2 separate regions of the Homo sapiens genome follow, and region 1 is linked to region 2. Evidence: read pairs that join two places in POLR2A ChIA-PET (ENCODE). Cell type or tissue: PC-3. All regions are shown on one strand.

Region 1 (4,000 bases), 290 kb before region 2:
GACTTTACTGGGTGCGCTGATAAGGACCTTTATAGAACCTTTGGCTTGAGAAGAAAGATAGTGGGTACACTGGCCAGCAAGTGGATTTCAGGAAAATACATTGCTCTTAAGACATGAACCAGCTGGGCGTGGTGGCTGACACCTATAATCCCAGCACTTTGGGAGGCCGAGGTGGGTGGATCACCTGAGGTCAGGAGTTAGAGACCAGCCTGACCAACATGGTGAAACCCTGTCTCTACTAAAATACAAAAATTAGCCGGGTGTGGTGGTGGGCGCCTGTAATCCTAGCTACGGGGGAGGCTGAGGCACAAGAATCACTTGAACCTGGGAGACGGAGTTTGCAGTGAGCCGAGATCGCACCACTGCACTCCAGCCTTGGTGACAGGGCGACACTCTGTCTCAAAAAAAAAAAAAAAATGAACCAGGCTGGGCGCTGTGGCCCTTGCATATAATGCCAGCACTTTGGGAGGCTGGGGTAGGAGGATCCTTGAGTCCAGGAGTTCAAGACAAGACAAGCCTGGGCAACACAGGAGACCTCCATCTCTACAAAAATAAAAAAAAAATAGTGAGCTAAGCATGGTGGTGCATGCCTGTGGTCCTAGGTACTTTGGGAGTCTGAGGTGGGAGGATCACTTGGGCCCAGGTGGTTGAGACTGCAGTGAGCCATGATTGCATCAGTGCACTCCATCCTGGGCAACAGAATGAGACCCTGTCTCAAAAAAAAAAAAAAAAAAAAAAACCACACATAAGCTAACCACTTCTTGGTAGTGTCCTGGAGAACTGTGTCCTTCTCTTGGTAACCACCTGATTCCTTTATCCCCCTGGAAAGCAGAATACTGGCAATGATAGTCATAGCTTTTTCTTATCTCCTAATGTTTTACTGACATTCCTAACTTATGTATTATTTACTCTCAAATTACGCCCATGCTGAAATACATGTACAAACACATGTTACCTATTTCATTATGGGGCTGTAATCAGTAAGGAAAGGTTAGGGCTGTGACCTAGAGAAAAGCATTGCTTGGTTTTGTGGGTAGAACTGTGGAACGTGGAAGATGATTTTTCACTTGCTCACTCCCAGAAAAAGATCTTTACCTTGCCTATTGCTCTGTGTCTTCCATTAACAGTCAGATGTTAAGATCTGTTGGAGGCACAGCCTCTGATGGATAATTCTTGGAGCTCTCTAACCATAACCCTGCCTTCTCCCTTGTACCCTTATTGCTTGTTGTGGCCCAAATAAAGGGTGTTGATGATTGAAAGTCTTCCCGTGTAGGTGCGAGAAGCCCTACAACATATCCCTGGCAAGTATGAAGACTTCCTTCAAGTCATCTATGAATTTGAGTCAAGTACCCAGAGACGGACGGCTGTAGATCTCTACAAAAGCCTGCAAATTCTGCTCCAAGACTGGCCTCAGCTGTTGAAAGACTTTGCTGCTTTCCTGTTACCTGAGCAAGCTCTGGCCTGTGGATTAGTAAGTGAATGGGGAAAAAAAGTACACTGGGACTCCTGGGTCAGAGTGAGACTGGGATTGAATGGGGTTGAATAAGACTCTTTCAGTCTCCCAGCTCCTTCCAGACACACAGCCATCCCCTAGCCCAGAGTGATAAAAGCCTCTGTCTTTTCAGGGTATTATCTTTCCAATCCCATTCTCCCATTTTCTTTACATGATAAATGAGAGGGTTTTACCTATAGTTGCCAAAGGACACCTTAGGTGAGTCATATGCTCTCTGCTTCTCACTGGTATCAAGCCAGACATTCATTTAACAAATATTTGTTAGGTGCCTCCTAACTGTCAGGAATTCCTAGCAATTCCTGACCTCAATTGCTAGGAATATAGTAATTACAAAAGACTAAAATTCCTGCCCTCGTGGAGCTTACGTTATCATGAGGAAATTCAGATGATACTCCAGAAAACATATATATATATATATCATATATATATATATATAATATATAAAATATAAATTATAAAAATAAATATAAACAGCAAAATATATAGTATACAATGTTTTATAGTGATCATGTTTTACAGAAAAATAAAGCAGGAAAGGAAACTAGAGGGGTGGTTTTATACACAGCGGTCTGGGAAGGCCACTGTGGTATGGTAACGTGAAATGTTGCAGAATAGGAGGCTAAACATGAGGGATATCCCAGTAGTCCTGGACTTATCGTCATAAAAATAGGAACAAAGGGAGGAACGGGATTATTCTAAGAGTTTTATTGGGGTTAAATGACAGTGGGGTAGTTCTGCATATAATGTGTGATGCCCATTTTCTCTTCTGGTATTATGAGGTTCCAATCAGTGTATACGTGAACAAAAAAAAAAATTTTTTTTTTTTTGAGATGGAGTTTCACTCTTGTTGCCCAGGCTGGAGTGCAGTGGCGTGATCTCGGCTCACTGCAACCTCCGCCTCCTGGGTTCAAGCGATTTTCCTGCCTCAGCCTCCCGAGTAGCCGGGATTACAGGCATGCGCCACCACCACGCCTGGCTAATTTTGTATTTTTAGTAAAGACGGGGTTTCTCCATGTTGGTCAGGCTGGTCTCGAACTCCAGACCTCAGGTGATCTGCCCACCTCGACCTCCCAAATTGCTGGGATTACAGGTGTGAGCCACCACACTTGGCCAAAAAATTTTTTTAAAGAGATAATGTCAGCCAGGTATGGTGGCTCACACCTGTTATCCCAGCACTTTGGGAGGCCAGCCTGGACAACATAGCAAGACCCCATCTTTACATAAAATAAAAAAATTAACTAACTGGGTGTGGTGGTGCACACCTTTGGTCCCAGCTATTTGGGTGGCTGAGGTGGGAGGACCACTTGAGCCTGAGAGGTTGAGGCTTCACTCAGCCATGATTGCTCCACTACACTCCAGTTTGGGTGACAAGAGCAAGACCTTGTCTCAAAAACAAAAAAGAGAGAGACAATGGCCAGACACAGTGGCTGGCATCTGTAATCCCAGCACTTTGGGAGGCTAAGGTGGGAGGATCCCTTGTAGCCAGGAGTTTTGTTGTTGTTGTTTTATTGTTGTTGTTTTTTGAGGCAAAGTCTGACTCTGTCACCCAGGCTGGAGTGCAGTGGTGTGATCTCTGCTTACTGCAACCTCTGCCTCCCAGGTTCAAGTGATTCTCCTGCCTCAGCCTTCCGGGTAGCAGGGATTACAGGCATGCATGACCGCACCTATCTAATTTATGTATTTTTAGTAGAGATGGGGTTTCACCATGTTGGTCAGGCTGGTCTCGAACTCTTGACCTCAGGTGATTTGCCTACCTCGGCTTCCCGAAGTGCTGGGATTACAGGCATCAGCCACCACAGCTGGCCTGTAGACAGGAGTTTGAGATGAGCCTGGACAACACAGGCCCCTGGGATCCTCCTGCCTCAGCCTCCCAAGTAGCTCAAGCTACAGGTGTACACCACGGCCCCTGCCTAATTTTTAAATTTTTTTGTAGAGACATAGTCTCAGTATGTTGCTGTTCTTGAACTCCTGGCCTTAAGCGATCCTCCTGCCTTGGCCTCCCAACATGGGATTACAGCTATGAGCCACCTTGTGCAGCCTGAAAGTTCTTTGTAATATAAACTCTAAAGTATCATATGAATTTTGGTGGCTGATTTCACAATCCTTAAAACAGCAAACAACTTGAAATATATACATCTCTTGAAGCTGTTGCTCACATCTTAATTGCTTTGGGTGGCTACCCACCAGTGGCCCAAGGTGGATGGAGGTTAGGGTTTTAAATTAGATCTCAATAGTTGTAAACTAGAATTTTAAACCAGGGTTCTGTCATCTCTTGTGTCCTAGTCCACTAGTTCTTATCCTTAGAACCCTCAAGTCCTGCTCTAGCTGTATCATGACTCCTCTTTTGCCCACTTTCCACTCTGGTAGTTTGAGGAGCAGCAGGCTTTTGAGAAGAGCCGCAAGTTCCTTCGGCAGCTGGAGATTTGCTTTGCAGAGAACCCCTCACACCACCAGAAGATTATCAAGGTCCTCCAAGGCTGTGCAGAC
Region 2 (4,000 bases):
AAATTTAAGGTAGATTCATTTTACATTTGGTATCATGTTAAAATGCTCCCAAAACTACCTACTGTATAATAGGTATTGCAATATTGTTGATCACCTTCAGGATATTATTATCCTGAAATGTCTCCCAGTGGTCCAAGCTGGGACAGTTTGAGCAACAAAATAAATATGAGAGGATTGGATTATAACCTAAAAAATAAAGTCAATATCTATAAATCCATGTTGATTTAAATAAATGATTGACTAAATAAATACTTGGCAGAAAAGAAGCAAATCTTCCTTACAGAAAAATTCCAAATAATATATGTAGAACACACTTTCAGGAGGTGGAACTTAATTTACCTCTTCTTGAATATGGACTGGACTGCTGACTTTTAAAGAACAGAGTATGAAGAGGGAAAAGCAGTAACTTTACAGTGAAGAGGCCTGGCAGACAGCACCTTAACCAAGTTCAAGGTTAACTTCACCAATGATAAGGCATGGTGATATCATGTACTCTCTGATAGAATGTGTTAAATCTAAGCAGAAAAAAAAAATAATAATAATAATAAAGGGCATTCTACAAATACTTGACCAGTACTAAAAAGTATCAAGGACCTGAAAAAACAAGGAAAGTCTGAGAAGCTTTTACAGAACAGAGAAGACTAAGGAGACATGACAACTAAATACAATGTGATATCCCAGATTGACAGTGAAAAAAGGACATGAGTGGAAAAAAATTGGCTAAATCTAAACAAAGTCTGGAATTTTGTTAATAGTATTATTCCAATATTAATTTCTTGGTTGTGACAAATGTACTGTAGTTATGTAAGATGTTAACATTGGGGGATGTTGGGTAAAGGACATACGAGTATTCTCTGTACTATCTTTGTAACTTTTATGTAAATCTGAATTTATTCCAGAATAATGAGTTTTTTTAATACAGCAGAATACAAATTGTTAAGTAAAACATATCTCAAACTGATAATTGATGAAATAAGAAATAAAGGTTATTTACTATTTGTATTGAGTGGATTCCTCATAAGTGTTGGTTGGGGGTAAAACAGGCATATTTGATAAATCATGTTGATATAAATTTCAGGAAAAATAAATGAAACCAGATTAGGGACACTGGAATGTGTAGCTTGGACCAAGGCATTTAACCCTTCTCTCCTTGTTTCAAAAATGGGGAATCAAACTGACTTATCACTTTGAGCATTTTTAAAGTAAACAAGTATATTCACTGTAAAATTAAATCTTATGAAGACTTAAAAGGAATAACAGCTATAATCACTTTTATAAATTATGTGCATATGGTAGTTAGCTTATTTTTCTAACATATACTGTTCTGTACTGTACAGACTAACAGCTATAAAATCAGCTTGATGCAAGTGAAATTACAGTAAAATTACACACTTAAGTAAGGCCAGGTTTCCTGGTTTCTCCCAATCCTGATAGTGATTCTATTTAATTTATGTATGTATGTTAGGTAGACATGAAATAGGTCTCATGGGCAAGAGTTTCTGACTTGGATGAGCAAGAGTTTCTGACCTGGAATGTCAGTTATTTCATCCCTGTTTTTCAGCATATGTGACTCATGGCTGGCTACACATGACAGAACTTACAAACCTGGATTCTAAAATTGGCAGAGCAGTAGAATGGAGTATTTTCATTTAGCATTTATAGCTTACAAGTCATAGAACAAGCAGACAATGGAACATTATTATAAATGATTTACTACATGTAAATTATATACATTATTTGGTGCATTCAGTGATGATGAATATTTTGTCCTCCAAGAATAAGTGAGGCTTAAACCTTTTTTTTTTGGAAAAAGTATATTCACTGTACAAGCATATAGATTGAAGCAAAGAATACTGAGTTTTCTCTTTAACTGAAGAGTATAAGCTTTGATCAGAATATACTGATCTCAAACAATTTCTCTAGTGCTGTTTATAAGACACACCTATGCAACAGTTAGAAGGAATAAGTTCAGATGTTCAGTAGCAGGGTGGGGTGACTATAGGTGACAGCACAATATTGTGTTTTTCAAAAATAGCTAGAAGAGAGGACTTGAAATGTTCCTGACACAGAAATCATAACTACGCAAGGTGATGGATACCCAAAATACTCTGACCTGATTCTTATACATTCTATACATGTAACAAAATATCACATGTACCCAATAAATATGTACAACTATTATGTATCAATTTTAAAAAGATTTAAAACATGATAGAAAAAAGATATGCCTATAAAGGAAGTGTGAACCTACAGAGATGAAAGAAAATTGTTTGTGGTGTGGTTAGTGCAGTTAGGGGAATTTCCAGAAGAATTCCATTTCAGTGAATGATGTCATTTGGGCATTATGAAAAATAGCCTAGTTAGAGAAAAAAACAGAGTTTTTGTTTTGTTTTGTTTTGTTTTGTTTTTTTGAGACGGGGTCTCACTCTGTCGCCCAGGCTGGAGTACAGTGGTGCTATCTTGGCTTACTGCAAGCTCTGCCTCCCGGGTTCATGCCATTCTCCTGCCTCAGCCTCCCAAGTAGCTGGGACTACAGGTGCCCGCCACCACGCCTGGCTAATTTTTTGTATTTTTAGTAGAGACGGGGTTTCACCGTGTTAGCCAAGATGGTCTCAATCTCCTGACCTCGTGATCTGCCTGCCTCGGCCTTCCAAAGTGCTGGGATTACAGACATGAGCCACAGCGCCCGGCCAAAACAGACTTTATAGCTTAAAAATCGCCAGAACAGGCTCTGAGTCATACTCTCTTGTAGTGCATTTAGTTGGTGCATCAGATAAAATGTATTGCTTTCTGTATTTCCCACAATTGAAAACAGCTGTTTTTATTGTGGACCCAGCTTTTACCTTAGCATTCAGCTCATTCACAAGAAGGTTCCAAGGTGGCTATCAACTGTGAACCATACCAAAGGATTCAGAACTTGAATCTGGGAACAAAAAAAATCTTGACCAGAAGTTCTCAAATAGTTTGATATTTTATGTTCATATTCCTTTACTATGGTAGCCATTTTTATTACAACCAATTTTGGTTCAGTCGTTGTTTAACACACATTCCCAAATAGCTTTGACTTATAAATAATGAAAGAAGAGAAATCTTTTTTAAAACTAAACTTTTGTAACAATTTAATTTTGGTGGGAAGGAACAATTTCAGTGTTAGAAACTTTTAAAGTAAATTATTTTAAAATCGATAATATCTTAGAACTGACTACTGCATAGCATTCTTCCAAATTAGCATACTTAATTTATTTTTCTGTAATTCACCCAAAGATATTTCTAGCATTGCAAACATCAAACATTCCACTCATATAAATGATTTCTTAGTTACTTGTGTCTTTAGTGTTGATCTCCAGAGTGTGACTAAAATTCATACTATATTAAGTTATAAAAGCTTTAATAGTGAACTTAGGCTAAAGAAACATATGTTTTGTCCAACCAACTATTGATTTAATTCACTGTTTTTTTTTTTTTTTTTTTTTTTGCTAATTTGTATTTGGCACCAGGGAAATTCCTTGTTTTTCTAGGCTAGGATGCTCAGGGCTTCAATGAGTAGTTAGTTGAATCTTTATTCTCATGATTTCTTTGGGATGCCTCCACCACTGCAGACACTATTATCAGTGAGAATTTTATCTATTCTGCTATCTTTGCCTGTTTTACTGTCTTCACACCCAGGCATCTGTAAAAGTAGCATTACTTTTATATCTTTGGTTTGTTTTAGTTCCTCCAGTGGAAATGTCAATCAAGATTTTTTGTGGCAAATCAATTTGAAAACAGGTTCTTGGTTTCTGCTCATTTTCTGTTTATTATAAAGATTTTCATAATCTTATTTCTTTATGATCCAGTTATGTTCTTTTTTTACTTTTTCAACTTTGACAGTTTGTATCCCTGATTTCATCTTACAGTTTTGCTGTAAAAGCACTACCTTTCCCCTCTTGTTTAAATTGGCAAAAATGTTTCTGTAAATCCTGTCTTTATCTTCAAAAGTTCATCAAATACTGGCCAAATA

What was found. ChIA-PET counts read pairs that join two places held together with the same protein. Peaks named below come from ENCODE experiments on the same cell type or tissue, not always from the same donor. Only the 100,000 strongest peaks of a DNase experiment are listed, where the experiment ranks them.
Region 1: POLR2A ChIA-PET joins it to region 2 with 8 read pairs; 2 of 35 experiments call an interaction of 5 or more read pairs at or near these places.

Annotation. Positions count from the first base shown.
Region 1 is chr1:155,757,915-155,761,914 of GRCh38, reverse strand. It overlaps GON4L (gon-4 like), which reads left to right. Exons shown (of 32, transcript NM_001282860.2): 24 at 1,274-1,471; 25 at 3,881-4,000. Among named protein-coding and RNA genes, the nearest start is that of DAP3, 71 kb to the right of the region's middle. In PC-3, no CTCF peak of the experiment used is centred here; a DNase peak (open chromatin) is centred at 1,744; H3K4me3 peaks cover 467 bases; H3K27ac peaks cover 1,775 bases.
Region 2 is chr1:155,464,765-155,468,764 of GRCh38, reverse strand. The region is part of intron 3 of ASH1L (ASH1 like histone lysine methyltransferase); the gene reads left to right. Among named protein-coding and RNA genes, the nearest start is that of ASH1L-AS1, 95 kb to the left of the region's middle. In PC-3, no CTCF peak of the experiment used is centred here; a DNase peak (open chromatin) is centred at 1,544.